Linked DNA regions of Homo sapiens: region 1 is linked to region 2. A link is a loop called in an ENCODE intact Hi-C map of the cell type or tissue named here. Cell type or tissue: heart left ventricle. All regions are shown on one strand. Each heading gives the region's core, and the rest is flanking DNA. Links, peaks and the distances in the headings are about the cores only. Region 1 overlaps CCDC192 (coiled-coil domain containing 192). Region 2 overlaps ISOC1 (isochorismatase domain containing 1).

Region 1 (16,930 bases), core at 5,384-13,383, 1.2 Mb after region 2:
TTGCCAGATTATATAACTTTTCAAAGGAAGCTGGAAATCTTGTTTGCAATGTGAAATCTCTTGATTGTTAAATGGTTGAGACTATTGCAAAGTATCTAACATATAGCATGGGCAAATACTTTAAGGAACAATTAAAACACTTTGGTTGGCTGGATTTAGCCTATGGGCGAATTTGTGGCCTCATTAACAACCTTTCTAGTTCTAAAATCTTACAGATTTCTTACTTTTGTCAGCTATTTAGATCTTATATTACCATACTGGTGACTCCAGGCACCTGGAAACAATGCAAGTAGTAACTTGGAGAAGCTAGTTACTTAGCATTCCTTTATAGATTTAGATTCTTATTCATTTTCAAAGGGAATATCCTGAGAAGGTATTCAGTAGAATCTAGCTGTGGAAACTTACATTGTCCATTCAAAGTTAACATGTCATGGCTAATGACTATATTTATATAAATGAGTTAAAATTAGATAGGATTGGCCAGGCGCGGTGGCTCACGCGTGTAATCCTAGCACTTTGGGAGGCCGAGGCGGGTGGATCACGAGGTCAGGAGATCGAGACCATCCTGGCCAACATGGTGAAACCTGTCTCTATTAAAAATACAAAAAATTAGCCAGGCGTGGTGGCAGGCGCCTGTAGTCTCAGCTACTCGGGAGGCTGAGGCAGAAGAATGGCATGAACCCGGGAGGCAGAGCTTGCAGTGAGCCAAGATCACACCACTGCACTCCAGCCTGGGTGACAGAGCAAGACTCCGTCTCAAAAAAAAAAAAAAAAAAAAAAATTAGATAGGACTAAAGTATCCGAGCAATCAGAATGCCCACGAGTCATTAAGTCTATCCTTTAAGTAGTAGGGCCTGTATTTCCATGTCATATACACCTGCAATGGAGATAGGTAATTAGAACAAATAAACATTTCAGCTTTGTCTCAACTCTTTTACAAACCGCAAAGGCTTAAGCAATTTTCCTTTATCTTTTTGCTATAATTCATTCCATCTTTAAAGGTTTGGATTTTTTTTCCCAAAGTTTAGTTTTAATTTGGAATGAAATTTTTTTTTCTTTAATTTCAACTTTTATTTTAGATACAGGAGGTCTGTCTTAAATGTTAGAAAAATTAATGCATTATTGCTGAATTTTTAAAAATAGGCCATTGTGTAACTTACAAAGCCTGGTTTGGTATATATATATGCAACATTGACACCCCGTCCCCACACATACTTAAGTGTGAAAGATTCAATTCAGAAAGGTTTTGTTGGGCTGTATTTATAAATGTTTATCAGATTTCTGTCCCTTATGTTAAACTATCCTTTGTCATGTTGATGTTCTGGACAAGTTAGTAAGTTCCAGTTGGCATTTTATATGATACTGGCTCATTTGATATTTCCAGATTATCAAAAGCCTACGTGTTTATAGAAGAGTGTAATAACTCCTCCCCTTCCCCTCTTTTTGGAAGAGGTCTACGGACTGGAGATCTCTAAAGGTATAGTGAGAACACACTTGGACTGCAGTGGGTGTCCTTGTTCTGTTTTACTAATCCCAGGACTATGGGCAATAAGACCTAGCATTTGTTGATTCTCTGTGTGTCAGATGCTTTATATGTGCATTGCTCCCAATCTTACAACCACCTTGCAAAGTAGCTATTTTGATTCTCATATTAAAGTTGAGGAAATTGAGGCTCAGAGATAGTAAGGGACTTGTCTGAGTGACTGAGCTGGGATCTGGTCCTAATTCTGTGTAGTTCCAAATCCATATTCTGTTCATTACTTCCTGGTGCCTGCCAGTGTAGCTGGGTGGAGAGAGGGTTGTCTGGACCCCAGTTTTCTCATCTGTAAAACATGGGAGTGGACAAGATTATCGCTAAGGTCTGCTTGACTTCTAACACCCGATACTGATATTTTAGGGCTTTCTGCTATGGAGACTATGACTCATTCTTAGGCGAAACCCCCTTTGGATGTTTTCAGATATCTCCGATCCTGGCTGAGATTTTCAAACAGGATGTTGACAGATATACTTAATATTAATCTTGTCTCTTGCGGTATTTGGATTACTGCCAATTCTGTGTCACTCGAGACAATGGAGAGCATTATTTTCTCTGTTCTTTTATTTTCATACAAACCTACTCTACACTGTTTCTCTTCCTAACCCTGAGCTATGTGTTTCTATTTAACCAGCTCTTGCATTTAAAAATAAAATAAAATCTTTATTTGCACATTTGGCCAACTATAACACAGATTTCTGAGTACTTTATTTAAATTCATAATTATTCAATTTCTCTCTAGAACAATGCCACATCTTCATAAAACTAGTCAACAATGAGAAAATGATGTCAGAGGACTGCACTGCCAGTTGCCAAGTGAACTACTAGAGCTCACAAAGATAAAATTTAAAATTTCTTCCACATCACCTACATACCTGAAATGTACATATGCACTTCTGATTATAATGGAAACATATTTTGAGTTCATTTTAGATTTTTTAAAGGCATTTTGAATCCACACTACAGCTCAACTAATGTCAGCATCTTAGATACTAAACCAATTTCTCTATAAATTTAGAAATAACTACATCTGTATTTTTCTGTTCTGCTAGTTCCATCCAGGAGTTAATCTTTGTCATGTAATCAGAATTACATGGTAACAAAACAACAAACAACAGCACCTTAATTATCTCAGGATTGTCTACCTTTTCTTTTGAAATCATGTGTTTCTATGATGTTTAGTCTCTAATTTTAGGGCTTTCTCCACTGCTCCAAGTATATGATAGCATCAGATAATTTACAATTTGATTATGACATAAGCACATAACAATCTTCAAATGATAATTATTGTAACCAACATTCTTTATAGCTTCTTGGCTTTTTTTAGACTTAGTAATTTGCGCAACATCTTTCATTTCCATTCCTGTTAATAGTACTCTGATAAAAACCCAATAGTACTCTGATAAAAAAAAGACAGTACTTCTGCCTGTCTTTATGCAAGGCAGCAGTACTGGGTAATGTGGGAGGATACAAATATGCTGAAGATGTAATATATACCCTCGAAGAGCTTGTGGTCCAATGGGAAGAAATGGACAAAAATTGTTAGGTAACCTAAAAGATAGTAAATGCCATACATAAAAGCACTATCAGTTGAATACCATCATCTAGATGGAGTAGAAAGAACCAGAATGTGGTGGATTAAACAGCAAATGAGAGGGAGGTGAAGAAGTGAAGATAGTGTGTGGAGATAATCTTTTCAATATGTTGACCTTATTCCAAGGTGAGAGTGGGACAAAGAGACTGAGAAATGAGGCATCAAAGGAAGTTTTTACAGAGATGTGAAATACCAACATGTTCCTATGCAGATAGTAATGAGCTAGTAAAGAGAAGTATATGATGCATGCATGAGATGAGGCAAATAAGTACATCACTGGAAAGATGAGAATGATGAGTGTGGAGCACTAGGTGGAACGAGAGACCTTAAATGGGAGGAGGGACCCTTCTTCCACTCTAACAAAAAGCAATCAGGAGAAAACAAGTGAAGAAGCAAGAATTTAGATTTGGTAGTGGAAAGATGAAAGATAAGAATCCCTCACGGATGGCTTGTGTACTCTCAATGAGTCATAAGTAAGGTCATTTTCGGCTGGGCACAGTGGTGCACACCTGTAATCCTAGCACTTTGGGAGGCCAAGGCAGGCGGATCACCTGAGGTCAGGAGTTCAAGACCAGCCCGGCCAACATGGCAAAACCCTGTCTCTACTAAAAAATACAAAAATTAGCCAGGAGCGGTGGCAGGCACCTGTAATCCCAGCTACTCTGGAGGCTGAGACAAGGAGAACTGCTTGAACCCGGGAGGCTGAGGTTGCAGTGAGCCGAGATTGCGCCACTGCACTCCAGCCTGGGCGACAGAGCAAGACTCTGTCTCAAAACAAACAAACAAGCAAGGTCATTCTCCTGGGTGTACATAGAGGGGATGAAGAGAGAAGTTTGAAGAGAAGTGTGAGGGTACAGAATAGTGAGAAAGCAATCTATGGGGAAAAAAACATGGCTGCTTTGCTGAGCAAAATTATGTGTTCATCTGAGATCTATAACCATGCAAACAAAGTGAAACCAACCAGGTAGCAGTGGAGAACAGAGATAGATAGCTTCCACCAGATGTTTTGTCGGGCAAATGATGGAGACAGGGAATATGAGTATAAGAAAGAAAGTTTTAAGAAATAAATCTAGAAATAAGTGTTGAGGCCAGTTCATAGAGGGCCCTGAATGTCAGGCTAAAATATGTTAATTTTATTTCACAGGCAATGGGAATCCATGAAAGAATTTTTGACTGAAAATGATGTTCCCAAAACTGTCTTCCTACATAATTAACCTGTCTTAAGTGTAAAGCACTGAGTTGGTTAAAGAAAAGAAATTATGAGACTATCTGTGAAGGACCAGAGATTAGATAACGAAGCTCTAGATGGCTAGATGAAGGTAAGCAACAGTGGACTTGAGCCAGACCAATGAAGGTTAAATTCCTAAGCCTTTTTTTTTTTTTTTTTAAATACAGGGTCTCTCACTGCCATTCTGTTGACCAGGCTGGAGTGTAGTGGCATCTCAAAACACCAATCTTAGGTTTTACAATAGTGATGCTTATCTACAGGAGCAACTGGGAAAGTCACAAAATGACATCTCACTGTAGCCTCGACCACCCAGGCTCAAGTGATCCTCCCATTTCAGCCTCCTGAGTAGCTGAAACTACAAGCATGCACCACTACACCCAGCTATTTTTTTAAAAAAATTTTTGTAGAAATGGGGTCTCACTATCCTGCCTAGTCTGGTCTCAAACTCTTGGGCTCTAGCCATCCTCCAGCTTGGCCTACCACAGTGCTGGGATTACAAGTGTGAGCCACCATACATGGACAAGAGATCTTCGCATCTGTGAGATCCAGATCCATTTGGTGGGAACATCAGACCACATAGGAGACAATGCTAAGCACTAGACCAGAATTGGGCAAGGTATTACCTAAAACAGATGGAAGCAAACATCCATCAGGGGACATATTGATTAGTTAAGGAATGCAGTAAGAACCAGAAAAGTTACCTTGAATATTGGATCCAAAAAAAAAAAAAATTTATAAAACTGTTGACCAGTGGCATGGCCAGAGGAGGTCAGGAAGAGTTCAGAAAGAGGTGTGCAGAATGGACAGGTTCAAAGTGGCTGAAGGGATAGGCATGCCAATACAGGGGCCAGGTGCTGGCCCAGCGTGCCAACTGGGGTAGGGAGGCCAATCAATTTAAAGAGTAGAATAGAGGTTGGGCATGGTGGCTCACACCTGTAATCCCAGCACTTTGGGAGGCTGAGGTGGGTGGATCACCTGAGGTCAGGAGTTCAAGACCAGCCTGGTCAACATGGTAAAACCTCATCTCTACTGAAAATTCAAAAATTAGCAGGGCGTGGTGGCGAGCTCCTGTAAGCCCAGCTACTGGGGAGGCTGAGGCAGGAGAATTCCTTGAACCTGGCAGGCAGAGGTTGCAGTGAGCCGAGATGGTGCCACTGCACTCCAGCCTGGGGACAGTGCAAGACTCTGTCTCAAAAAAAAAAAAAGAAAGAAAGAAAAGAAAAGAAAAGGAAAAAAAAAGAAATATGCATGAGAAATCAGTCATTTAAAAGGGATAAGAGTATTTACTTATTTATTGCCTTAGATTAAATTAACCAAAAGGAAAGCTGATATAATTGAGGCAACAGAAGACTTGTAGATCTATCAGTTTTCTTCAGGAATGTTTTCAAAGGATGAAAGCTTTTTTATATAATAGAAGTAAAAGCGTTCAGCAGCATGTGCTCATGAAAAAGGAAAAAAGAAAACCTCAAACCAGTTTCCATTCCCATGAGCATTTATTCTGATGTGAATTCTTAGCATCTTGGTAGTGCTTTATTGATGAATAAATTAAGGTACTTTATTTTGTTTGCCATTATTTCCACATATGTATCTTTGTTTAGAACCCACAGCTTCTGCTAAATAAATTACCTCCCTTTGGCTTCAGATCAAAAACAACCTCAAAAGAAGGTCATCTTTTCTGAAATTCAATTATTGACTCTCTCTTGGGACTTACAAGGAAAAGTTATGGCTATGAAAAAGAAAAGATTAGCCCCTTGTATCTGGAAATTTTGTTTATAGCATCAAGATAGATGGATTATATAAGGTCTGGTTTAAATACTGTCTTCTTCTGCCACAGTTAATAAAACTAGGCACTGATTCTCACATTCAGAGTAGTCAGCTGTGTATTTCCCTCAATTTCTTTGACAGTGTCTTAGATTTGTGGAGTTAAGTACATTCTATTAAAAATTAGTATGTTCAATTCTAACTTTTGCTTCTATGACTACATGACACTTAGTGGTTAACATCCATAAATGAGAACAGTTAAATAAACGTGGCATTTCCATTTTCTCCTGCAATCCTATATGAATTAGAAGTATAGTGATACTAGATCTAGTATTCAGGAGCATGGTCCTGATTTCAAATATCTTTGAGTATGAATGTAAATTTATACGTGAGAATTTATGTCAAGAGATGTCCTGACTTTTTTTTTTGTTTGTTTGAGCCAGAGTCTCACTTTGTTGTCAAGGCTGGAGTGCAGTGGCGCAATCTCGGCTCATTGCAACCACTGCCTCCCAGGTTCAAGTGATTCTCCTGCCTCAGCCTCCTGAGTAGCTGGGACTACAGGCACCAACCACCATGACTGGCTAATTTTTGTATTTTTAGTAGAGGTGGGGTTTCACCATGTTTGCCAGGCTGGTTTCGAACCCCTGACTTCAAGTGATCTATGTACCTTGGCCTCCCAACGTGCTGGGATTACAGGCGGGAGCCACTGCACCCGGCTGTCCTGACTTTTAGATCTAACAATACGATCACAATACATATATAAGGTATTAAAAATTGAAAATTAAAAATATGTATTTTAAAGGAGTTCTCATGTTGAAAGCTTGTTAATCTTTAAAAAATAGTAAATAAGGTTGGGCGCGCTGGCTCGTGCCTGTAATCCCAGCACTTTGGGAGGCCGAGGCGGGTGGATCACGAGGTCAAGAGATCAAGACCATCCTGGCCAACATGGTGAAACCCTGTCTCTACTAAATATACAAAAAATTAGTCGGGCATGGTGGTGAGCGCCTGTAGTCCCAGCTACTTGGGAGGCTGAGGCAGGAGAATGGCATGAACCCAGGAGGTGGAGCTTGCAGTGAGCCGAGATCGTGCCACTGCACTCCAGCCTGGGTGACAGAGCAAAACTCTGTCTCAAAAAAAAAAAAAAATAGTTAATAAAAATTATGAATTAATTAATGTTACACATAATTTAAAATGAAAATGAATAATGTCTGGTTGTGGCAAAACCTTACAAAAATGAAATAAAAATTAACTACATATTGTCAGAAATTTTCCAGAGGTTTTGGCAGTCATCCAAAGTTACAAAAACCTATTTACTCTGAAGAGCCATCAAAATTGTTCTGGTCAGCTGGGATAAAGGGACTGGAAGGCATTGTTTTTCAAATAGGTTGATGTATTGTGAGTCAACTTAGAGGATGACACATTTCCCTGAAGTCAGAATCCTATTATAGACAGCCTAGTGTGATAAAGAATTTTGCCATCCTATTGCCTTATACATTTGGGGATTTTTTTTTTTTTTTTTTTTTGAGACAGAGTCTCTCTCTGTTACCCAGGCTGGAGTGCAGTGGCACGATCTCGGCTCACTGCAACCTCCACCTCCTGGGTTCAAGTGATCCTCATGCCTCAGCCTCCAGAGTAGCTGGGATTACATGCATGCACCACCACACCCAGTTAAATTTTGTATTTTTTGGTAGAGACAGGGTTTCCCCCTGTTGGCCAGGCTGGTCTCAAACTCCCTACCTCAAGTGATCAGCCTGCCTCGGCCTCCCAAAGTGCTGGGATTACAGGTGTGAGCCACCACACCCAGCCTTTTTAAGAGTTAAGATAATATAGATTATAACATAGAGATTCTATAGAGCTAAGTTTTATCCCCTTGATCTGTCTTGTAAGTACTTGTTCTGCCTTTGAAGACTGGTAACAATTCTTGTTTTCTTTCATTCCTGAAGCATACATCTATTTCTCTTGCCATTTCTCTTTGCATCCTTTCATTTCCTTGGCCTCAGCAATCTACCTTTTTGAGTTACAATCAATCAATTTACCATTGACCCTTGAACAACACAGGGGTTAAGGTTTCTGACCTCCTGCACAGTTAAAAATTCACATACAACTTTTGACACCCCCAAAACTGAACTGAACTACTAATAGCCTGCTGTTGACTAGAAGCTTTACTGATAATATAAACAGCTGGTTAACACAAATTTTATGTGTTATATGTATCATATACTGTATTCTTATAACACAGTCATCTAGAGAAAAGAAAATGTTATTCAGAAAATCATAAGGAAGAGAAAACATATTTAGTATCCATTAAGTAGATAAATGGATCCAAGATCTTCATCCTCAGCATCTGAGGAGGACGAGGAAGAGGAGGGGTGGTCTTGTCATCTCAGGGGTGGCAGAGGCAGAAGGAAATCTGGGTATAAGTGGACCAGCACAATGCAAACCTATGTTGTTCAAGGGTCAACTGTATAATAATACAAGTTCAGTCTGTGACTGAGGGCTCCTCCTTCCTTTGTTTGCCAAGTTCTATTCAAAGTTCTCTAGAATAGGAATGGGGCTCCTTCCTTATTTACCAGGAAAGCCAGGGAAAAAAGTAGCCCCGGAACATGTCTTGACCATCTTTATGGAGCAGATGCTCTATTGGTGTGCCCAGATTCAGATGATAGCTTGGCATGGCAGGACTTCCAGGTCTTAGTGGAAAACTGGGGAGTCGGGGACATTTATAGCCACAGTTTCTGGGATTAAGAAAAGCACGTGCAGAAGAGCAGTAACATTTTCAGTCTTGCCAGACCTGTTTCTTATGCTTGCCTGAGTTAATAATACACTTTTTCTGGGATCCAACTGCATACGAGGCAACTAAGGAGCAATGAATGCTGTTCCTCTTACATTTCTTCTTTTTAATCATATGTTCTTTGGCAAATATCAAATTATGGCTTTATTTAATTGAGGAATTTAGAGGCATAGTAGGGTAATCTGGTCCAAGCCAGTGTATCTTTAGAATACCATAGTAAATTACCATATACACATAGATTACCATAATGCACAGAGGTATATATCTAATATACATATTAGATACATATAACATTATCCCACTGGCCAGAAATAAATGCTGTGCCTTCATACAGAAGTCTCCTGCTTGTCCAGCAGGATTTGGTTTTGTGCATCCTTTCTAAATTTGATTTGATAAGCTCAAGCTCCCTAGAAGTATCTACTCTTTCCTCCAAATGTATTCATATGACCAATGTAGCTAATCTCTATCCTTAACCTCCTATAAGGAAACACTGAGTTACTAAATAAAATAATAGTGAGGTTTCTGGGGAGCTACAGGAGAGAATACCATTCACTTTTTCTGCTTTGTCAACAAGTGGTTTATACCAGGGACAGCTGCTCCACTACTGACAGCTGGCTGCCAATTGTTTGCAACCCCAAAGTCTCCAATTCAGCTTATGTTGACAAATTGATGTCCATCTGCTGATGTTTGACAAAGGAGTGCCCAAGACTGTTCTGCAAATATCCTGGAAGGAAGTATCTTCCTCCCCAGCTCCAGTCTGAGCTATTTAGCAGCATTCCCAAGCAGTACATGCCCTTCAGGTAATCAGAGCAGTCTCTGTAGCTAAGAACGAAACCTTTGAAATTGATCAAGCTCCAATTCCCTTGTGCTTTGTCTGACATTTAGCTGGTGCTTGCCCTTCATCCAACCTCTCTGGATACAGAGGGAAGAAGACTTTTTTTTTTTAAACAAACAAACAAAAAGTACCATTCCTAAGGAATGGACAGAAGGAAGGGAACACCATTTCCTGATAATGGTATAATTCCAAAATTAGTCTTATAAACAAAGGAGGGAGGGGACCTTGACATCATTGAATTCCCACAGCTGGTGTAGTTAGAAAACACTGGACCCCAACCAAAAATTTCAGGGTAGATCTTTTTGCCCTTTGTTAATTACAAAATAAATAGATTTCCAGACCTCTCGCAAAGGAAGGACCTAAATAAGTAGTGTAAAAATGATAGGGAGAAAAAAGAAGAGAAATGTTGTACTTTCCTGACAAGATAAAACAGTGGATGGTTGTCTTCTCCAAGTTTATAAGGTTTAACTAAAACAGGTTAGAAGGCACAGTGAGAGGTGTATTTTGTCTTCTATCCAGAAAGCTTCCCCATCTTCTTTTATCTGATAACACTCCCTAGCCCTTCACATCTGGCACATGACTCAGGTGTGGTCCAGGATAATATCCCATTGCCTTGGCCGCAGTAATTGATCTAAGGAGTTAGAAAGTGGTATGAGCAGGGAAATCAAATTCCTTCTCTGAGATTTCCTTGTAGACTGTGGAAGCTCTGTTACCTGGAGTTGGGTGTGAATTAATGTTCCTTGATTGCAAGTACCATAAGCCAGTGCTAACTACCTAAGGAAAAAAAAGAATATATGGTAATGATATAAGATAGCTTTCTGTATTTTTTTTTTTTTGAGATGCAGTCTCTTCCCTCTTCTTTTTTTTTTTTTTTTTTTTTTTTTTTGAGACGGAGTCTTGCTCTGTCGCCCAGGCTGGAGTTCAGTGGCACAATCTCGCCTCACTGCAAGCTCCGCCTCCCGGGTTCACGCCATTCTTCTGCCTCAGCCTCCCGAGTAGCTGGGACTACAGGCGCCCGCCACCACGCCTGGCTAATTTTTTGTATTTTTAGTAGAGGCAGGGTTTCACCGTGTTAGCTAGGATGGTCTGGATCTCCTGACCTTGTGATCCTCCTGCCTCAGCCTCTTCTTTCAGTAACAGAAATCATGCCTCTGTTACTGAAAGAACGGGGAAGTGGTTCTGAGTAGAAACAACAAATGTTCACTATAGACTGTTAAGCCTGGACAGCCAAGGGACCCTTTCCCTTTCTGTGCCTGCAGTAGTCCACGTGGGGTCAATAGGCAAGGAGGGGCCATCGGAGGAGTCTAGAAAGCCCGCGGTTCAGCCTCCTTACCAGCCTGAGCGGCTCATACATCCCTTTCCTGCTTCAACTAGTTTCATTTTGGTTTCTGTCACTTGCAACCAACAAAGTCCTGATCAATGCTTAGTTTTTACGTCAGTGCTATTTAAGCCTACAGGTCTCTAAAATGACATTTTGAAAATCACAATCACACTAAATTTGTACATATTGAATTAGGCCACAGCCTCCAGCTGGAAGAAGTAACATTTCCTGAGATCTTCTGTGCAATAAATCTCTAAGCTCTGCAGGGACTCCTGAAACAGATGCTTATCCTTGCGGGAAGTTCTGAAATCAGGAAGAAGATTTTGGTTTAGGGATATAGTGGCTCTATTTCAGGAAAATACTTTCAGTGGACAAAGGAAGAGATAACTAACAGGCAATCTCTGAATGAGACCTATAGATTTTTTAACATTTAACTTTTTAGTTAAATATGAGCTATTTCTGTAAGGCAAATATCAAAACTCCTTAGGAATTTATCATATTTAGAAAGTACACCTTTAACTGATCACTCCTATGCTCTCTTATTTTTTCCCACTGTTAATTGCTGGTGTGTATTGGTCTAAATGTAAAATATCCCATCTTGGTATAGCTTCTGTATCTGAAAGTTCAGTGGTAGTGCTGTAAAAGTAAATTCCTTCCTGCAAATGGTGGGATAATGATTCCTGTGGGGGAGACATCTCTGCCTTTTGTTTTCATAAGTTCTTGTCATTTTCTGTCAAGGCAATAGCACCCTTGGACATAGTAGAGAGTAGGGAGCAGAGTGCAAAAACACTGTGCTTTTGACTACATATCAACCTGAGCTCCATAAAGTCTGATGATGGTGAGCAGTGGTTTTTGACGAAGTCCCAGCATCTCAAACAGTGAAATTCCAAGACCAGACTAGTTACTTTCTTAGAAAACCCTAGGTAGACTGGTAAAACAAATATCTGTTTTCAGTGGTGAAAGAAGGTTACCTGTAGAACTCTTGGTCAAATAATTGGTTGCTAGTCTGGGGAATAACAGCTTTGAAAGAGCTAGGCTGGGAGAAATTAGAAGAGGAAAAGGTGACATTGTTCAACAGACCTACACCCAAGTGGACAACTATTCACGCCTAGTCTTATTCCAATAAATATTAACATGACCTCTCTCTAAATGCTTGGAATGCTGCCAACTCAAGATTTTATTTAGGCCCAACGCACTTTCTTTAAAATACACTTACACTTGACAGGGTTGTTAGTCAGTGTTAGTGAGGATTGCTTTAATCACTGTTTTTTTATTTTCTAATGGAGATAAAGTTCACATAACATAAATTTCACCACGTTAACCGTTTTAAAGTGTACAGTTCAATGGCTTTACTATATTAAAAATACCGTGCAACTATTGCTATATCTAATTCCAGAACATTTTTATCACCTCCAAATCCCTCTTTTCCTAACACCTAGTTGCCATAGGAACTTTGATCCTGAGGAATTTCACAGGTGGAGAGGTAAAAAGAATATTGCAAGAGAGAGGTTTGAGCTGAGTGCCTAGGGGTGGGCATCATGATAAAAGATACACTTTAAAATATTAATGAGAATTGGCTCTGGGGTGTCGGCAAAGAAATATATTTCCGGACTTTCTCAAGAATGTAGGATAGCAATAGTTTGATACTTAAAATAAATGGGATAAGTTGTGTAGTGTTTAAAAAGTTATGTGTCACTGAAAAATCACTAAAATGTCAATCCCATTACAGGCTTCCCCTCAAAAGTGTAGCTGGCTCGATTCAGACATTGAGTCTTGGATAAGTCTACCCTGGAATGTACCAGCACTACCTGAGGAGTACCTCCTTAATGGGAGTAAAACAAAGAGGTAACTTTAGAGTTGCCAGGACTTTCATTGGGATAATGGGGACATGCATGTGTAGGCTAGACACCTTGGCCTCCCAAAGTGCTGGGATTACAGGTGTGAGCCACCACAACCGGTCACAAGGATTGTTTTAAAATTTAACCTTAGGTTCCTGCATACTGAAGTGTACCAAAAGGTGGACTCAAGCTTTGAAGGGATACAATAGGTGTTTTACTGAGTTCTGCTAAATAGAGCTGTAAGCATTTCAGGTGTGGAAATGATGGAAGGAATCCGCCTTGGGTTGTGATTATTTGAACAAAGTAAAATCAACAAACAACACTCAGGCTGTAAGTAAGTTTCCTGCTGTGCCAGTTTTGTAATAAAGGGGCTTTTCTTTTCAGCTGAACTTTCCATCGACTTAAATCGTTTATTTCCTTGGAGGTAATTTAAGCACACTGCCAATGAAATAGTTTACTGTGTTTATGTTTTTAAAAAGAAAGAAGTTTGGTAGCACACTGTTTCATTAATTTGAATATGAATATGCCTAAAAATATTCCTAATATTTTGGAACATCCCTCTGATCCCTCTGATCAGAAGACCTGAATGACAGACCTGAATGACCTATAGACTGCTTAGAAAATGAACCAAGCAAGGAAAAATCACACAGAGGTAAAAAGGAGTTCTAATTTATTTGGAAACATTTCATTAATCTGCTTGTTAGAACTGTAAGCATCAGTTTGTAACTATAACAGAGAAATAGCTGAATATTAATCTAGGTAACAAATGTCACTTAGAATCAACACTTTTTTCCCCTTCTTGCCATATAATTGTTACAACAAAGCAAGCCTTCAGAGTAGGTGACCATGTATCACTTACTGAAGGCTAGAAGGGGACTCCTTTTCCAAAGTGGTTCACTCTCTATTTATCATGGGGTCTGAAATATTTATTATGGGGTCTGAAATTATACCACTGGAGATTTATTTCTTAGATCATGAAGGTCTTTTGTTCATTGAGAAGAATCGACTTTTAAAGTACAAATACCCATGGTATGGGTTGCTCATTAAGTATTACACTGTATGTATGTATCTATATTTTATTTTATTTTTTGAGCTCGAATCTCACTCTGTCACCCAGGCTGGAGTGCAGTGGTGCAATCTCGGCTCACTGCAACCTCTGCCTCCTAGGTTCAAGTGATTCTCCTGCCTCAGCCTCTGGAGTAGCTGGGATTACAGGTGCCCACCACCATATCCAGCTAGTTTTTGTATTTTTGGTAGAGATAGGGTTTCCCCATTTTAGCCAGGCTGGTCTCGAACTCCTGATCTCAGGCGATCCATCCACCTCTGCCTCCCAAAGTGCTGGGATTACAGGTGTGAGCCACCGTGCCTGGCCTATACTATATTTTAACTTGACCACCAGCTGAAGGTGTATTGGAGATGTTTTGTTTTTTTTTTAATTTATTTTCATTTTATTTATTTATTTATTTTATTATACTTTAAGTTTTAGGGTACATGTGCACATTGTGCAGGTTAGTTACATATGTATACATGTGCCATGCTGGTGCGCTGCACCCACTAACTCGTCATCTAGCATTAGGTATATCTCCCAGTGCTATCCCTCCCCCCTCCCCCCACCCCACCACAGTCCCCAGAGTGTGATATTCCCCTTCCTGTGTCCATGTGATCTCATTGTTCAATTCCCACCTATGAGTGAGAATATGCAGTGTTTGGTTTTTTGTTCTTGGGATAGTTTACTGAGAATGATGGTTTCCAATTTCATCCATGTCCCTACAAAGGACATGAACTCATCACTTTTTATGGCTGCATAGTATTCCATGGTGTATATGTGCCACATTTTCTTAATCCAGTCTATCATTGTTGAACATTTGGGTTGGTTCCAAGTCTTTGCTATTGTGAATAATGCCGCAATAAACATACGTGTGCATGTGTCTTTATAGCAGCATGATTTATAGTCCTTTGGGTATATACCCAGTAATGGGATGGCTGGGTATATACCCAGTAATGGGATGGTATTTCCAGTTCTAGATCCCTGAGGAATCGCCACACTGACTTCCACAATGGTTGAACTAGTTTACAGTCCCACCAACAGTGTAAATGTGTTCCTATTTCTCCACATCCTCTCCAGCACCTGTTGTTTCCTGACTTTTTAATGATAGCCATTCTAACTGGTGTGAGATGGTATCTCATTGTGGTTTTGATTTGCATTTCTCTGATGGCCAGTGATGATGAGCATTTTTTCATGTGTTTTTTGGCTGCATAAATGTCTTCTTTTGAGAAGTGTCTGTTCATGTCCTTCGCCCACTTTTTGATGGGGTTGTTTGTTTTTTTCTTGTAAATTTGTTTGAGTTCATTGTAGATTCTGGATATTAGCCCTTTGTCAGATGAGTAGGTTGCGAAAATTTTCTCCCATTTTGTAGGTTGCCTGTTCACTCTGATGGTAGTTTCTTTTGCTGTGCAGAAGCTCTTTAGTTTAATTAGATCCCATTTGTCAATTTTGTCTTTTGTTGCCATTGCTTTTGGTGTTTTAGACATGAAGTCCTTGCCCGTGCCTATGTCCTGAATGGTAATGCCTAGGTTTTCTTCTAGGGTTTTTATGGTTTTAGGTCTAATGTTTAAGTCTTTAATCCATCTTGAATTGATTTTTGTATAAGGTGTAAGGAAGGGATCCAGTTTCAGCTTTCTACATATGGCTAGCCAGTTTTCCCAGCACCATTTATTAAATAGGGAATCCTTTCCCCATTGCTTGTTTTTCTCAGGTTTGTCAAAGATCAGATAGTTGTAGATATGCGGTGTTACTTCTGAGGGCTCTGTTCTGTTCCATTGATCTATATCTCTGTTTTGGTACCAGTACCATGCTGTTTTGGTTACTGTAGCCTTGTAGTATAGTTTGAAGTCAGGTAGTGTGATGCCTCCAGCTTTGTTCTTTTGGCTTAGGATTGCTCTAGAAAACCCCATTGTCTCAGCCCAAAATCTCCTTAAGCTGATAAGCAACTTCAGCAAAGTCTCAGGATACAAAATCAATGTACAAAAATCACAAGCATTCTTATACACCAACAACAGACAAACAGAGAGCCAAATCATGAGTGAACTCCCATTCACAATTGCTTCAAAGAGAATAAAATACCTAGGAATCCTACTTACAAGGGATGTGAAGGACCTCTTCAAGGAGAACTACAAACCACTGCTCAAGGAAATAAAAGAGGATACAAACAAATGGAAGAACATTCCATGCTCATGGGTAGGAAGAATCAATATCATGAAAATGGCCATACTGCCCAAGGTAATTTACAGATTCAATGCCATCCCCATCAAGCTACCAATGACTTTCTTCACAGAATTGGAAAAAACTACTTTAAAGTTCATATGGAACCAAAAAAGAGCCCGCATCGCCAAGGCAATTTCATTTTATTTTTTGAGACAGAGTCTTGCTCTTTCACCAAGACTGGAGTGCAGTGGCACGATCTCAGCTCACTGCAACCTCTGCCTCCCAGGTTCAAGCAATTCTCATGCCTCAGCCTCCCAAGTAGCTGGGATTACAGGGATGCATCACCATGCCTGGCTAGGAGATATTGGTTTTGCCTATCACTCCTTTCCAGTAATGAGATATTCCTTTAAGAAAGTGGATTTCTCCTAATCCAGCTCTGTGCTTTTCGTAGGAGCTGCCAGCTGGAGCATTCTCCTTCCCCACATTTACTCCCTCTACCCTGCCACCCAGTGGTGGGGACATGACCACAGTTTGTTCAACCTTATTTCCTCAGCCCTGGCCACAAAGATTGGTTCATATCCACAGATGGGTACCCAACCTAAGCTAGGACTGAGTTCTTTCTTGCACTTTCCAACTAGAGTTAGTGGAAAAATGCTTTCTTTCTTCCCTGGAGATTATATGATAAGGAGGGCAGCCCATAGCTGCTTGTGGCCATATTTCCATTCTCTTCTGAAGTCTAGCCTGAGAGAATCAAGTCTCAATGCAGAGAGAAGCAGAGGTGAGTGACACCGTTTCCTGATGGTACTTTAGACTGGAATCCATCTTT
Region 2 (16,930 bases), core at 7,448-15,447:
GTAGCTTAATGATTTTTAAAATATTTTAAATCAAAGTTTACATGGTGAAAGAATGCTCTATAGAGGACTAAGGAAGCACTAATCAATTTAATGATGTGGGAAAATTAATTCAAAATTAATAATGAAAATGACTAATTTTCATATATTTTAGCCATTTCCCCAAATTAGTTAGGAAATGTGCTTTAGAGAAAATCATCAAGGAAGAAATAAGACTAGATTTAAGGTTACAGCCAGGGAAAGTTATTAATTAGTAGCAAGAGTATATCCCATTAGCTTTGCCAATCAAAATTATTGTTACAGAAATTATAAAATGCATACTCTTTTGTATATATTTATTGTTCCTCTCTCTTTGATAATCCTTAGCATTATCACTTAATGTAAGAAAGAACAGGACAGGGAATTAAGTAACCTCAGTTCTCATCCTGCTGTGCAACTTTGGAAAAGTCATTTATTTCTGGGCCTCACTAACTGTGTCTGTAAAATAAAACCATTTTAGAATTTGGGAGCTGAAATGGACCTTTGAGATCATGATCTTTATAGTTCCACCCAGTTCTAAAGTCATATTTACACAAACATCAACTTTTAGAGAGGGAATATATTCCACGTTGAGAAATGTATTACTTTAACGGATGTAACAGGATATTTTGTTTCCTGATTGGAATAAGTTATCACTTTTAATTTTAGAATAAGTTTCTACAGATGTTTTAGCATTTCAATAAGTGAATCCTCTTGCTCCTGCTCCCATACCCTTGCAATTCAACACAATGACTACTCTTTTGCTTATGTAGTCAAGTTCTCTATTTACATCAGTTGAAAGAATTTCATTATCCTACAAAGTTACAGATGCTTCCAATTTTAAGGCATAATGTATTATAATCAATTTGGTTTTCTTGTAATAATAAAGCCTTGTCAGTGACCTGCTTGGCATGATGTACAAAAAAAGAGAGAAGGCAGAATTCACAGTTATTCTGAACTTTAGTATTATATTGACATTCCTGGACCTCTGATATAATTTAATTCAATTCACATTTACTGAGAATTGTATCTGATTTTGTGCCATAGCATAAGTTTCCTAGGGGCATCTTTTTATCCTAAGCACAAAGCACAATGTTTAGAACTTAGTGGGTTTTCAAAATGTTTCCAGAATGACTATATATAATTCACGGTCTCTGCTTCCAGAGAGCTTATAATATAGCAGGAAAGATGGAAATATGACAAATGACAAAATGAAATAAAATACTAAATCACATGGCGGTGTCTGTGTTATACAGAGTGGCCACCAGAGATGTTAATGTTGTAAACCCTGGAACCTGTGAATATGTTGTTACACAGCAAAAGAAAACTTAGGTTGCAGATGGAATAAGGTTCTGATCAGATGACCTTAAAGCACATGAGCTCTTAAGTCAGAATGAGAAAGACAGAAGAGTGAGTCAGACAGATGTGACATAAGAAAAAACAGATACACCTTCATTGGCTTAGAAGAGGTAGAAATGGGGTCAAAAAAGCCAAAAAAAAAACCAAAAAAAAAAAAAACAAAAAAAAAACATGGGTGAATGCTAGAAGCACAGAGCAGCAAGGAAACAGTTTCTTCCGTACAGCCTCCGGAAAAGAACACGGCCCTGCTGATACCTTGATCTTAGCCCACTAAGACTCATTTCAGAATTCTAACCTACAGAACTGCGAGAATACACTTGTGCCGTTGTTTTACGACACTGTTTGTGGTATAATAGTTTGTTATGGAAGGCAGGGGAAACGAAGCTGACGTCACAGAATTAGTTTCACCTGTGAAAAGGCTTCACTGTACTGGTATTTCACTGAGCCCTGAAAGGTTTGGGTGCAGTGGAGGAAAACAGTTGTCTGGAGTTAAATTCTCGCTATTTCAAATATGGTCCTTTCTGAACAGCACTGGTGGAAAATGCCCAATTTTTGGAAATGCGAAATGTCACCTTGGAAATGCAAAATGTCACCTCAGGCTGCACAACAGACCTACTGAGTCAGCATCAGCATTTTAACAAGATCCTCAAATAATTTGCATTCATATTAAAGTTTGAGAAGCACTAGGTTAAATTTAATAAAAACTTTTTAAAGGTGCAGAAATCTTTGATTCTTCTTTTTTGACACACAAATGGTTGGAAAAAAGTATTTAAACACACCAGGTTGCTATTTGTTACCACTGCCAATAGGAAAAATAAAAAAAATCTGCTCTTAATGAAGAAGGCCTTTCACCCTTTAGTAAAATCCATCTGCCCCTACGTACAAAGGATTTTCCTTCTTTGAAAACTCCCATGAGTTGAAAGATTATAAATGTCAAGATTTTATTACCTTAAATAAATATTAGAATCCCTGGAAGAATACTCATAGAGCCATCTTGTGGAGGACAAAATAATTTCAATCACAATACATTTTCTTTAATTACTTTAATATAAAAGACAGCAGTTTCACATTTCACATATTTGAAAAACATTTCAAAACCCTCTAACAAGTATTTAATGAAAATAAATTTATCGAAGAGAAACAATGACCACAAAATTAATACTACCAAATCATTACTGAGACTTTTTGCATTACAATATTTGGAGAGTAGGTGAAGAAAATATAGAACAGAACATGAACATTTTAAAATGATATTCCACCCAAGCTTTATCTTTTTGCTAAATCTTGTGGACACTAGAATATATATTCAAGATGTTGGTAAAGATATTCAGCAAGCCATACTTCAAAGATGTTAAAACAGCCCTCCACCAATAATATGGCATTGCAAACCCTTCTATCCCATCCCTTTTCAGTTAAAAGAGAGAATATTAACAGAGATTTAGTAATAGTGACCAAAATAAGAAATCAGTATAGTCAAGAAAGATATGTAATTATTCAACATCATTTGGTACGGATAGATCAATGCAACTCACTAAGTGGACAACATTGTGAGGGGAGTGGGTAACATGATTCAGAGTCCTGTGGGTAAATTCATATGCAATAATCTTATTCCAATCAATCTGTAAAGTAAAAGCACTACATCCACATTAACATTATAACATCTTACAGTAATATAAAAGCCAAATCATTGTTGGTACGTCATTTTCTTTAAAGTGAACAATTTAAGAAAACTTCACAAGAGTCTGCACTTTGGAAAGATACGATCAGAGTACACAGTAGAGACAAAACAGGCATCTTCATTGTAATTTTTTTTAATAAATAAAAGCACATTAACAAAAAAGGAAGGTAAGCAGCACCGGAAGCCTTTGACGTTTGTAACTAAATGCTGGTACTCAAATGGTCTAGCTGGTTAAGTTTCACTAGGAGGCGCAAAAAAGGAGCCGTTTTTGACTTAACATTTTAATTCTAGTAGAGATAAGAAGAGCTTGTGTGGGCTTACAGTCCTTCACCTGACTGTCCTTCACCAGTGAGTAGCATACCAGTTCTTCAAATGTCCTATACTTTGGAAAGCAGACCCGACTCTGGAGCACTCGCCTTAATTAGATTCTGAATTTCCTTGAATTTTGGATGGTCCTTATCAGCTACCAGCTGAAGCAGAACAGCCTCACTCGTGGTCACTATGATCCCGGTTCGAGCGAGACGCTTGAACAAAAAGATAAAGGCAAATCAAGAAATAAGCATGAGAATGAACACTATTTCAGAAGAGTAACACTATGCTGGGATGCAATAATTAGTGTCCTCTACTGAAACCGTGGTTCCCAGCCATACCATCAAGTTCAGTGATGGGGATGGATTTCAAGACCAGGCATACCACAAAGTCAATATGATTATTCTTAATATTAGTAAAATGGAGTAGAACGAGTAAAAGGGAACAGGTAGCCAAAGTTATGACATATATGTGCCCAGAACAGGAAAGTCATCAAGGCAAATGACTGTAAAACATGAGATGAGAGAGAGAAAAGGAATGGTTGTTACTACGTGCCCATCACTGAACATCTGGACATTTAGTTGCTGCTATTTCCTGAACACTCCTGGCAGGTTTGTGCTTCATGTCTTACTCATTCATTGACTCAAATGAGGGCTGCTTGTGACTTCTAAATTTATTAAACTTTTATTTCTATTTCTACTACTGAGATTTTTTAAAAGGTGCCTCTGTCCACTTTTCCCCCTCTGTAGTTTAACTGATAATACATGAGATCGTGATGCATATTAATACTTATGCCTGGCACCCCTGGCATTTTGTAGCTCTTCATGTTTTAAAAATCGAGGGGAGCGTAATATTTTAAAGCTCCATTAGCTGTACTACAGATATAATTGTAGCTGCTAGAACATTACATTAGTAATTTACTATCAAATTTCATATAAATTGTTTAATTGGATTAAAACTACTATAAGAATTAAAATGATGGTTCTTAATTTCTTTTTACTGCACCCAAACATCTGACCTATAGCATATGAGTCCTTCCTATAATTAACAGTTCCCTTGTCTAGAAATGACTGGTGCTAAAAGAGCTCTCTCTGTGTCAGGAGACTCCCTGGATGATAAGAGAACCACCACTACTGCTGCCATCATGAACATTTTAATACCACTAAACAAGAGTGTAAAATTCAAGGTTGTGTAAAGTTTCACTGACAGGTCAAAGAATATCCTTGCCAAACTGCCCCAGTGGAATCATAATACTAAGGACAGAAAGCTCAAGGAGGAAAAGAGAGACAGAAAGGAGAAGGCAAAGGGGAAAGAAGGGAAGGAAGAGAGCAAAGAACAGAAAGTCGGGGGTAAAGGGTAGAGAGAGGAAAGGAGGAAAATAGAAGAATTCTATAGCACAGATTCATTCTCTGGATTTATGTGTTATCAGAAATCCCAGGGAAAAAAAAGACACAAACTGTTATCACAAAAAGCATATATGTAAAAAGCATGAAAGAGGAAGTGGTTGGAAACAATTCCTAGGTAAGTCAGAGGCAAAAACCCAGGAAGCCCTTGCATAGCCAAAATATCCTTGCAGAGTGTAAGTCAGTCTTCCTTCAATGGCTGTACATCAGCAGACTGAACCTTTCCACTGGCAGACTCTTTATTTTTATCCGTAATGAAGTATAAGGGAGTATAAGCCATAACCTACTTGTCAGAAAGCAAGCTTGGACCTTAATGACCAGTACAGAAAAGGGTGCAGAGCAGCTAACCAGAACTTTGCAGCAATTTTTTAAAAAAAACAAAATAAAACAAAACAAAAACAGCAGCTATTTATGGGGGGGTTGGGGGCCTGGAGTAAGGCCATAAGCTCAGACACACACCAGGGGTGAGTTATCTCTGAGTATTTTTTTAAGACTTCTGGAAGCCCTAATTTCCTCCTCCTTGCTTTATAGTCAGCTGATTAATCATATCAAAACCATTCAAAAATATGAAAAGATCGTGTGCTTGCTTCAGACAGAAAGGCAGATAATAAATATGATAAGCTGCAGTCCAGTTGTGTGAAAACAGCACTGAATGTCAAGTCATTCATGTCCAGCTCTCCCCATCACCAGCTGCCTGCCCTGCTCAGCCCTGCCTTCCTTACTGCTCACTGTTGAATCAATGGACTTGCAATGATTCAGTCTGAATCAAGGACTAAATCACAGGCTTTCAATGTCTGTGAGAGTGCTTTACACTGTATACTCCAATGTGCCAATAAAGGTTAGTTCTCGATAATCTCCCCAGTTCCTTAGTGAGACAGGAAAGATAAATCTGTTCCCAGGTCTAAGGAAGGAATCTGGTGACGCTACAAGAAGCCTGTCTACAATGCCCAGCACTCCCTAGTGCTCTACTGACCTGAGCCTAACAAGCCTCAGTGATGCTGAGACTCAGGTGGCCATAGCAGGGGCAGAGTGGGAAGTGTACATCACAGAAATACATTTTAGGAAAGTGACACCCATACACTATCACTTTGCTTCAAGATTGAAATGTGGCCAACACTGACTGGGTTTTAAAATCATCTAGCCAGGAACCTGTGTTAGGGAAAGGTGTAGCTTAGCAAATGCAATGGTTTTCAATCTGGCTCTTAGCCATTCCCACAATGCCTGCCCTTTCCCAACCAAAGAACGTGCCTGAGCAGAGAAAGAACAGCAGGAGCTTTCCAGACATACCTAGCAAGTCCCTGCCCACCATCCTGACAATGCTGGTCCCAAGTCCACTTTCTCTCCTGGCTTAAAAAGGGGCAGTTAAAACTCCAGCCATTTAATGCACACAGGTACATGTGCATTAGACTTCTGAAGTTCTCCCCTTACACTTGCAAAACTAATCCAACTAGGCCAAAGGAAAAGAAGGATTGCTCTGACCCACAAACCTAAAAAATGCATGTGCACTAAGTCATGAAAGCCTCAGAGAGGGGGGAAAAAGACTAAACCCATTAGATTTCCAAGCAACACTAAAACTCCCCGGAAGTACAAGGACATCAAGGTCAAGAGAGGATTTTATTCTCTTATTCTTCATGCACTCTACAATTGTTAATTGAAAGGAGTAATGTCTTTCAGATGACAAATACCCAGAAAACATTTCTTGAATAAAGCACATGCCACAGACCCTGGTACAGTGAAGTTTCAATAATGCAAACTATGAATCTTAAAATAATCTTAACAGGCAATATAGCTAGTCTTGGGAATTATCTTCAGTAGTTATGTTCTACAGGAATAGAGAGGAAGGGGAGAGGACCACAATGGTATTTTAACTTTCACACTTATGGAAACAAACCAGAACACTTAACATTGCCCCCTTCCTCAAATTTAGGAACAAGGTATATCGCCTCCGTATCAAATCAAGACTAAAAGGAAAAAAATCTGCAATATGGCAGGTGTTCCCTATCAATCACCACCTGACTTATCTATGATCGGTTTTCCCTTTCAACCTCAACACTTTAACCCCAGGCAATGTTGGTGCTCCAGGCCCTTCCAAATCCACCCCAGACAACAGATTCTTTCCCTCCCTTCTCAGAACTTCCAAGAACTAGTCCCTTCTGGGTCTTAGAGGTTATATACTTACACATTTCTGGTGACTAACCACGTGAAGACAACAATCAGTAACAACAAAAAAAGCAGCAGCTAACATCTGAGTATTTACTATGTCATGCACTGTCCTAACTGCTATCAATATATTATCTCATTCCATTCTCACAAAAATCCTATGATCTTGTTGCTATTATCATTTCCATTTCACCAATGAGAAATCTGAGGCATAGAGATTACACAACTTGCTCAAAGTCACAAATTTACAAAACACCAGAACCTGCCTTCAAACCCACATTATCCCCACATTGTGTGGATTCCTAATCCGAGAGATTACAGATTGCCTCTAAAAAGAATGGTTCAGATGGGAATTGTTTTTAATCTTGAGTCTTGTGCAAAGACAGAATTGCCAATCAAAATTTTGTCATTAAGTTGCCATAACAAAGACATATCTAAGAAAATATGAATGTAGGAGAAAAGTCCTTGAAAAAAGTCCTTTTTTACAAGCAAGGAAGTTTGTTTTGTGTTTTTCATTTTTTATTTCCAAAGTTCTGGACCTCAGCATTACAATAAAGGTTTATCCACAGTGGCTGAAAGAGCTGCTGGCTGAGGTGGTGAGGACCTGACAATGAAGTATTTAAACTCAGGTTACCAGGAAAACCTGAAAAGTAGGAATTGATTAACTCATGACTATAAGAATAGATTAAAGGTCTGACCGGGCACAGTGGTTCACACCTGTAATCCCAGCACCTTGGGAGGCCGAGGCAAGTAAATCACCTGAGGTCAGGAGTTCGAGACCAGCCTGGCCAACATGGCAAAACCCCATCTCTACTAAAAATACAAAAATTAGCCGGGTGCAGTGGCAGGCACCTACAATCCCAGCTACTCGGGAGGCTGAGACAGGGAGAACTGCTTGAACCCAGGAAGTGGAGGTTGCAGATGAGCCAAGATTGTGCCACTGCACTTCCAGCCTGGGCGACAAAGCAAGACTCCATCTCTCAAAAAAAAAAAAAAGAAATGGATTAAAGGTCTTTGTTGAGATTGGAAGAAGCAGCAATACTTAGTACCTAACTACCAGATAATCTAATAGCCTAATGGACTTGAAAATAGCTAAACAAAATAAATAATTTCTATTTGTAATCTCAGTATAGGATTCTGCTTCAGCAATAACAGAGAAGGGAGAGCCAATAAGGACCCTAAAACACCTGCTGTGGCCAGCTACCTGCCTGCTTCCCACCACCCTGTGGCCCTGTACTCATCCCTTCTTTCCTCTGATAAGGCCCTCCCCTTTCTCATTTGCTCTACCTTACCACCCTGGGGAACACAGTAGGCTAAAGGGATGAGTTAGCATTCCTACTACAGACAAGGCAGTTCACAGGCCAGACTGTGCATAGAACACTGGAGGGTCTCAACAAAACAAACCCATGTATTTCCCATTCTCAATAAACAGTTAAAGAACTCAGCAATTAAATTCACATGCACATTGCTCTAAAATTATTACAAAATTAGAACTAAATATGAGAGAGAGAGAGATCAAACGACAATATGGAGTGAATATTTCCCAAGATTATGTGGTAGTTTGCTTTTTAACAGTCTTGAAAAAGAAAATGCTTGACATCCTACTGTTGGGCAATGTTGACAGAGAATTACAGACTCCCTGATTCCATGGGACATGGTGACATTCTAATGCCAAGACTACCATGAAACACTGGATGTGAGTGGTGTCCACAGTCAATGACACACCACTTAGTCCCAGAAATTCAAGTCTGAGGAAATCTAATAGTCATCTCTGGTTCCTGGATGCCACCCCACCCCATACCAAAATCCATGGATGCTCAAGTCCCTGATATAAAACAGCATAGTATTTGTATATAATCTATGCATATCCTATATACATTAAATCATCTCTATATTACTTATAATACCCAATACAATGTAAATGCTATGTAAATAGATGTTATTCTGCCCTATCATTCTATTTTTATTTTTATTGTTGTGATGTTATTTTTTATTGCTTTTTATTTCTGATATTTTCTATCTGTGGATACAGAAGGTCCACTATATATTAAACTGGGTTAGGCCTGCTCTGCTCTAGCTTTTGGCTAAATGAGTTAAACCCAACTGAGCTATTTTTAATTTGCAAACCTCTAAACAGTTTAGGTTAGGCTTCTTGGAATATCTCCTAGTTCACGTATAAAACTAGGGCAAACGTATGACGAAAGATGTAAAGGAGTTTGTGGCAACGCTAGAAACCTTGATCTAAGGAGGAAACGAGACATAAAATAGGATATGGTGGTGAAGCCTTAAGGGTCAGTCAGTGCACAGTTGAAATCAATTAGTCTGATATTGCCAGACCAACTCAAATTTAGGAGGTAAACCTTTCATTACTGTTAAATATCCAGTATTCTTCTCATTTATTTGGAAAACTTGACAAATGATCTATTCCCAAGCAGGACAATTACCTCGAGGGCAAACATCCTGTCCATCATGCTTCTTGATGAGGTGGCATCAGCAACAATGTGAACCTCGACTCCTCGGCCAACTAGCTCCAGGGCAGTTTGTTGGATGCACACATGAGTCTAGTAGGAAAGTACAAGAATCATATGTAATAACATAATAAACTAAAAGTAGTTTACAAATGTACAACAACATGATAAAGCAGACAGAGCACTACAGATCATCTAAGGACCTTGTTCTACATCTAGTTTTGCTTCTAATTAGCTAGATAATCTGGAGCATAAAACAGTATCTCTGGCTTTGGTTTATTCATTTGTAAAATCAGGAACTGAATTAGGCCAATGTTTCTGATACTAAGAACCTTAAACATATTCTTAGAGTTTTACAAGAATTTGTTAAAGATTTTGCTCCATGTGATCTGGATGACCTTCACATAGCTGATTTACTAGCACTCAGTTTTGGTGCGACTTTGAGTTTTTTTCTTCATTCACCCTAAGTGTCCAACATGAAGAATGAGTCTTCAGTCTTGCAGACTGAGAACTTAGTGGGAAAACTGAGTCATTATGAGGCACTCTGTAGTAAAGGTAGGCCAAGTGAAAAATAACTTATGACACGGGAAAAAAATACCCAGTTCATATCATCCGCAAATGTATTATACAGATTCCATCTTTGTAAGTACTAACTTGTGTCAATTCATTAACAGATACTATAGAGTGAAAACAGGCTGCAACAATGACTGAATCATGTATTACAACCAATGAAAGTACATTTCAATGATGCCACGTCAACTTTATCTTCACATGACAAGAGCGTTTTGGAGAATTATCAAATGACACCTCATTAAAATTAGCATTGAAGGACCACTCAAAGATAATTGTGATTGAGCATAAGGTCTAATGATGATGAACAAGCAAAAAAGGTGCAAAGCCAGCAACAGCACTTGGTACGACATATTTATACAAAACAGGCTTCTTCTTTACTGTGCCAAAATACAGAAATATTGAATATACATCTAAGCCTGAGGAAATATCTTTCTACTGTTAAAACCTACTACTATAAAAGTTACCTTCAAATTGTCATAATCACATTAAATTAATATTTTGATTTCATTGTTTTAGTGGTTTTTTCTTAATTTTTAAAATTTTAGTTTAATAGTTGTTTAAAAGCTAGGAATAAATCAATTGAAATCAGCAATAGGAATCCATTAGTATTTTTCCCCTGTAAAAAGATACATACATGATTTGAAGGACAATGAACTACATGACCTCCAAGGTTCTTCTAGCACAAAAATATGACCTAACTGAAATCCTACAACACATACATTAAAATAATGCCTTTGGTGAAAATGTATTCCAAAAGTAGTAGTTAAAAATACAGGACCAAGAATCAATCAGCTTACATACATTCAAGTCAGTTACACAACATCTCGGTATTTTAGTATCCTCTTTAATATGGGGAGACTACTGAGTATTTAGCTCTTACTTGGCTTAAGGGACTTAATAAATAAACAGCTATAAAATGTTCAGATCAGTGCCATGCAAATAGTGAACATAATACATGGTGGCTACCTTTCCTCATTATTACTGCCTACCTGGCATACCATATATGAAATTACATTCCACAAATATTGAGTTTTCTATAAATAATATTGTGCCTAAATGATAGTAACAGGTACTTACTTCTACTCCAAATAATACAACACTCCTGACTCCGGGAATCTCTGCTAATGCCGCTTCTACTTCTGGTAATACCATTGAAAACTTGGTCTTTGGAAGTACCAGTTTTACACCTGTTAAATCAATTTCTTGAACCGTGCTCCCAAGACCTTTAGGGTATTGTTCTGTTACAATAACAGGAATTCCTAAAATCCGGGCCCCTTGCAACTGAAAAAAAATAACCAAACACAAAAACAATTAGCTATATACATATATGTGTATATATGAGTGTATATGATGATTCAGCAAATATGACCAAATAAGTAAACAAGCATACCAATCTCTGTCCCACGCTAATAATATCCCCAAAATACTTGATGGCTGGTCTGAACCTTTCCTGCATATCACAGCAGAAAAACACAGTGCTTGAAGGTGTAAGATTTCCCAGGGTAGTGAGCTGAGGAAAAAAGAAAAAGAATGATTTAGCACTTGTTGTACAATGACATTTATTTTCAGTGGAGGTCAATAAAGGAAGAAAAATGGTCCTATTGTTTGAGCCAGTAAGTCAATTTCTACCGCTATTATCCAAAAAAAGTATCTGAATTACAGGAAAAAAAAAAACTCAAAAAGATGTTCTCTGAATTGCTTTTAATAGCGGAAATTAGAAATGAACCAGCCAACAATACAGATATGATATAACACATTTTAACACATTCACATGACAAAACATTTTTTAGCCAATTAAAAAACATATGTATATGTCTTCAAAGAATTCATACCATCCATGGAAAAATACTCATAATGTTAATTTTTAAAAAGTGCAGTTCAATAGTATTTCAATAATGTAAAAATATGAATAAAAGTAGTAGTACATTACAATATTAACAAGTGGTTATATAATTGGGGTGTTGGTAATTTCTTTTTTTATACCATTCCTATATTTTCCAAGTGTTATTTAAACACATTTCCTGAATGTTATTTAAAGAAATTTCTTTATAATCAGAAAAAGTGTTACAATAGAAAAAAAATCTGATGTTGCTGCTTGTAAGTATAAAAAGTAAAACTTAAAATATCTGTAGCAGGAACATAAAAACTAAAAACAAAAAACAGACAGAAGCAAATCCAGAATTACTGCTATCATCAAGACAGAAATATGAAAATGCTATTCTCAAGAATAATTTTTAGAGTTCAAACAAAATGCAACGAAATGATACCAAGCACACCACTGCTGTTAAATGAACTGTCGTTTACTTCACAAGGAAGAGACCTATATTTGACATCTCCATTCTTAAACTATAGTTATCACGATAAGGAAAGTCAATGAATTAAGATGAAAAGTGGATATTAGATTACCAAACCTCATATTAGCTGCTGTAGTTGGTCTATAACAATTTGGGCCCAATATGGATCCACCAAAAAGCAAAAATCACCATTAAATATGAGAATTTACTCTCACTGGATTCTTAAAAGTCTGAGGTGCTTTTCTTTCTTTTGCAAATTGCAGGAAGTACTGTAAAGGATGTGTTCTGGTCCTGAATGAACCATTATCAATACCCTTACTAGCCGCTCCCTTAAATCATCCCTCTAATTATCCTACTTTGTTTCCCCTAAAACCACCTACAGATAACTATTATTAATAATATTCTAAAGGAGTCTGTGTCTGGATTACATGGTGTGGCTTCACCACCAACACAGCCTTAGACTCTCCTTAGTATCTCTGCAGGGGTTGACTCTCTGGAAACAATTACTACATGAATTAAATTAACCATTAAGAAATCTTTAATCCTTAATGATATAACTGTTCTAATTGGTTTGCACTTTGTTTTATCTATGTCCTGGTCTGAAGTACCCTGGCACTTTAATCTCCCTCTGGTACTGACTCTATAGATGTGTATTAACTAGCTATGCACAATCCAATACCAAATTCATGTTAGAATGTGAGAGCCATCTGTAATTCTTACTCTATGTATAGGGTTTTCCTACTTTTCCAATAAAGCATGATTAAAATAAATTCTCAAGCATATTATATGTTCTAGCTTTGGCTGTTTCTTTGCTTAATTTTAAATGCAAGTATTATGCCTCTGCTTTGGTCATTTTCAAAAGCAGTGACTAGGATCTTATATACAAATATAAATGCATTGCTGGGAAGGCTAATTTTTGTGCATTTAGGATACTATTTTAAAAACCAATCACTAAATTCTCTGTAAACATCAAATATTGACTCAAAAGGCTCAATATCTACATTTTTATAAATTTGAATCATGGACTCGTAGGCATCCACAATGTGTTTAGGGCACACTACATAAAGCAGTTTGCCTGCAGCAGGCCTACTGAAATAACCATAATGCAAGTAAGCCAGTCTCACCGTTTCACAACAGGTGAGAACCAGCAAAAACAAAAAAAAATTTGAAAAATAAAATTCCTGGGCAGTTGCGTAAATGTGGTGGAGGCCATTCACTAACATGCTTAGAGCTTACACTTGCTTAGAATTCCAGCTCTCAGATCCTATTTTATACTGTATTGACTACCTCTGTATACATTCCTAACAAGTTTCATTGTCTGGATTCTAAATTAACAGAAGGCTATAAACAGCAAATCAGAAAGGAAACTGCTGGAGGCAGGCAAACTGATAGCAGCAAGAAATGATGGCTGACAGAGAAAAGATTCAAAATACAATAAAAACAGATCAAAACTCAAATAATGCTACAGTCTAGACCTCCAGTGGAAGAGTAAAAAGCTGTTCTAACTTATAAATTAGGAAAACATCATTCCAGCACACTCATTAAGAAAACTGTTAAATTATATATTTCAGAAGGACTACATTATAAAATGGTCAAGATATTTTTAAGTTGAGGTGTTTAAAAGAATAAATCCTTACCTACCCAGGAATCCTAATATCCAGAGTTGTGGTCTCCAGTTCTTGCTAGCTGGTGTTTCCTGCCCTTCATTTTAGCTATGGGTTCTGGACAGGGGACTGCATCAGATGTGTCATATTAGACACACATTGAGGAGGTCAAAAATACAGCCCTAAAATCCTCACTGCCCTGGGAAATCTCTCTAGTATAGGAACTTACCATCCACAAACTCAGTAAACAAAGAAACCATAGAGAATACAGTGGCAAGGCATGTTTTTAAAGCAGAGTACAGGTTACAATTTACTGAATAAAAAATACCCTACCTTTCATAGACATTCTCCACATGCTGTTGAATATGATGTGGAGAGTATCTATGTAAGGTGTTTAACTCCCAACATCCTCTTGAATGTGGCTGCACTTAGTACTCTGCTTCTTATGAGGAGAGTATAGAGGGGGAAGAGTAACTTTACAATGGAGAGACCTGACGACTGTGTCTCAGCCAGGTGATCAAGATTAATGTCATTAATGACATCATGTTAATAACATGTACCTTTGATATGATGTAATGAGAATGACCCTTGTGACCTTCCTCTTGAAATTTCACAACCCCGATCCAACAATGAGAAAAACATCAAATGAATCAAAATTGAGGGACATTCTACCAAAATATCTGACCAGTGCTCCTCAAAACTGTCAAGGTCATTAAAAACAAAGTTGAGAAACTGCTATAGACTAGAGGAGCCAAAGGAGACAAGACAACAAAATGTAATTGGTATCCTAGTTTGGATTTTGGAACAGAAAAAGGACATTAGGGAAAAGCTAGTGAAATATGAATAAAGTGTGGTTTAGTTAATAGTAACGTACCAATGTTGGTTCTTTGGTTGTGACAAATGTACTGCAGGAATATCAAATGTTAATGTTAGGGAATCCAGCTGGGCATGGTGGCTCATGCTGGTAATCCCAGCACTTCGGAGGCCAAGGTGGGAGGATCACTTAAGCCCAGGATTGCAAGAGCAGCCTAGGCAACACAGTGAGACCTTGTCTCTACAAAACATATTTTTTTGAGACAGAGTCTCACTCTGTCGCCCAGGCTGGAGTGCAGTGGCGTGATCTCGACTCATTGCAACCTCCACCTTCTGGTTCAAGCGATTCTTGTGCCTCAGCCTCCCAAGTAGCCGGGATTACAGGCGTGCACCACTGCACCCGGCTAATTTTGGTACTGCTAATAGAGATGGGGTTTCACCATGTTGCCCAGGCTGGTCTTGAATTCCTGGGCTCAAGGGATCTGCCTGCCTTGGCCTCCCAAAGTGCTGGGATTACAGGTGTGAACCACTACACCCAACCCAACCATATATATATATATATTTTTTTTTTTTTTTTTTTTTTTTTTTTTTTTGATTAGCTGAGCTTGGTGGCCCAGCTCCTCAGGAGGCTGAGGTGGGAAGATCCTCTGAGAACGGGAGGTCGAGGCTACAGTCCAGCCTGGGCAACAGAGCAAGACCCTGTCTCACAAACAAACAAACAAACAAACAAACAAAAACAATAGGGAATCTGGGTACAGGAATATAGGAACTCTCTGTACTATCTTTACAACTTTATTGTAAATCTAAAGCTATTCTAAAATAAAAAGTTAGTTTTTTTTTTTTAATGGCCTCCCTATGCTATGATATTTGGGGGAATAACGTCTATACCTTACAAACAGAAAGGAACTTTTGTGGCTACCAAAAACATACTGAAAAACTTTAATCATGTCCAACCAATCCTCCCAAATCCTCACCCCAAATCCACATGAATTCCAACAGGCTGTTAAAATCATACAACTCTCTAAATTTCGGAAATTTCTTACTTTGACTCATGAAGTTCTCTTAAACCAAAATCTTTAAGGTAATTAAAAAATATCGCCAGTAGCCAAACATTTACATGTTGCAACTGTAAGACAGCCAGTCCTGCCTCAGCAAATTAAAAGTGGACTGGACCAAATGTCACCAGGAGTAAAAGCATAGCAATTACAGATCTATGCATATTTAAGGAATATAAACAAATCACATATAAATATATGTATCCACACACCTTCGTATATCTATATGCCTACACATAGTCCTACACACACATTTGCACATGATACATATACAAATATATATATATTTAAATATAAAAAGTTGATCATAGCCAATGGCTTCCTCAAGCAAGAGTTTAAGAGATCAGATTCAAGTATAAATATTTTGTCTACTTTCTTAAGAATTGTCATAGCTGGGATTTGACCTTAGATTTCATACTCAAAAGACTTTTCACATCACCCAGCCCATAGCAAATTACTATAGGGATTTGGAATAATTAAAATTTGAAACTGTAAATGCGATGTTTAAAAAATTTGGTAGTCAATTAGAGTCACAAAATAGGCATGATCTGTTTGGGAGAAAGTCTGGAAGGGGACCTGGGGCATCGTTATTTCACTCCCAAGTGTTTCTGAGGAAATCCGATGACCACAGCTATAGTAAGGCCTGGCTCCAATGTCAACTCACTTACAACAGAGGTCTGTGATGTGACTCCCCCAGGTTACAAAGATCCCCTTTATAGCACAAGCCTCAGTAGGCATTAGAATCTGAGTGCAAATCTCAATTTCACTAATTTCGATTACATGAACTTAGGTAAATATCTCCATATGCAATTTCCTTATCTGTAACACAGCAAGAAAAATAGTATCTACATCATAGGGGTATTTCAAGGATTAAATGGGCTTCATATAATCAATCAATAAATGTATTAGGCTATTCTGATGTCCCTCATATATTAAACACTACACTCTAAAACTTAGCATATGTTAAAAAACTTACCCTCTAATGAGGATAAATATTTACAATTAAGATCCCTTTAGAAACCTATAAATATATTTATAGGAATGCTAACATTGCATAACTTGTTATGTTAACATAATATGCAGAATAAGGAAAGTGAATCATAAAGTGATTTATAAAGTAGATTTCCAGATGTTACCAAGACCTTACCAAATCACTAAGACAAGATTGTTCCTGGAAAAACAGATCAGGGACTTTTTAA

The links. Hi-C counts contacts between places; a loop is a spot of excess contacts. Peaks named below come from ENCODE experiments on the same cell type or tissue, not always from the same donor. Only the 100,000 strongest peaks of a DNase experiment are listed, where the experiment ranks them.
Region 1: a loop joins it to region 2, with 7 times the contacts of the local background. A loop is called at or near these places in 2 of 110 quality-filtered maps.

What each region holds. Positions count from the first base shown.
Region 1 is chr5:127,878,039-127,894,968 of GRCh38, reverse strand. All of the region lies in intron 6 of CCDC192 (coiled-coil domain containing 192), which reads right to left. Among named protein-coding and RNA genes, the nearest start is that of CCDC192, 180 kb to the right of the region's middle. In heart left ventricle, for the core only: no CTCF peak of the experiment used is centred there; no DNase peak of the experiment used is centred there; H3K27ac peaks cover 812 bases.
Region 2 is chr5:129,099,501-129,116,430 of GRCh38, reverse strand. ISOC1 (isochorismatase domain containing 1) reads right to left here. Exons shown (of 5, transcript NM_016048.2): 2 at 11,356-11,475; 3 at 11,043-11,246; 4 at 9,369-9,485; 5 at 2,403-3,576. The coding sequence ends at 3,430. Among named protein-coding and RNA genes, the nearest start is that of MIR4633, 10 kb to the right of the region's middle. In heart left ventricle, for the core only: no CTCF peak of the experiment used is centred there; no DNase peak of the experiment used is centred there.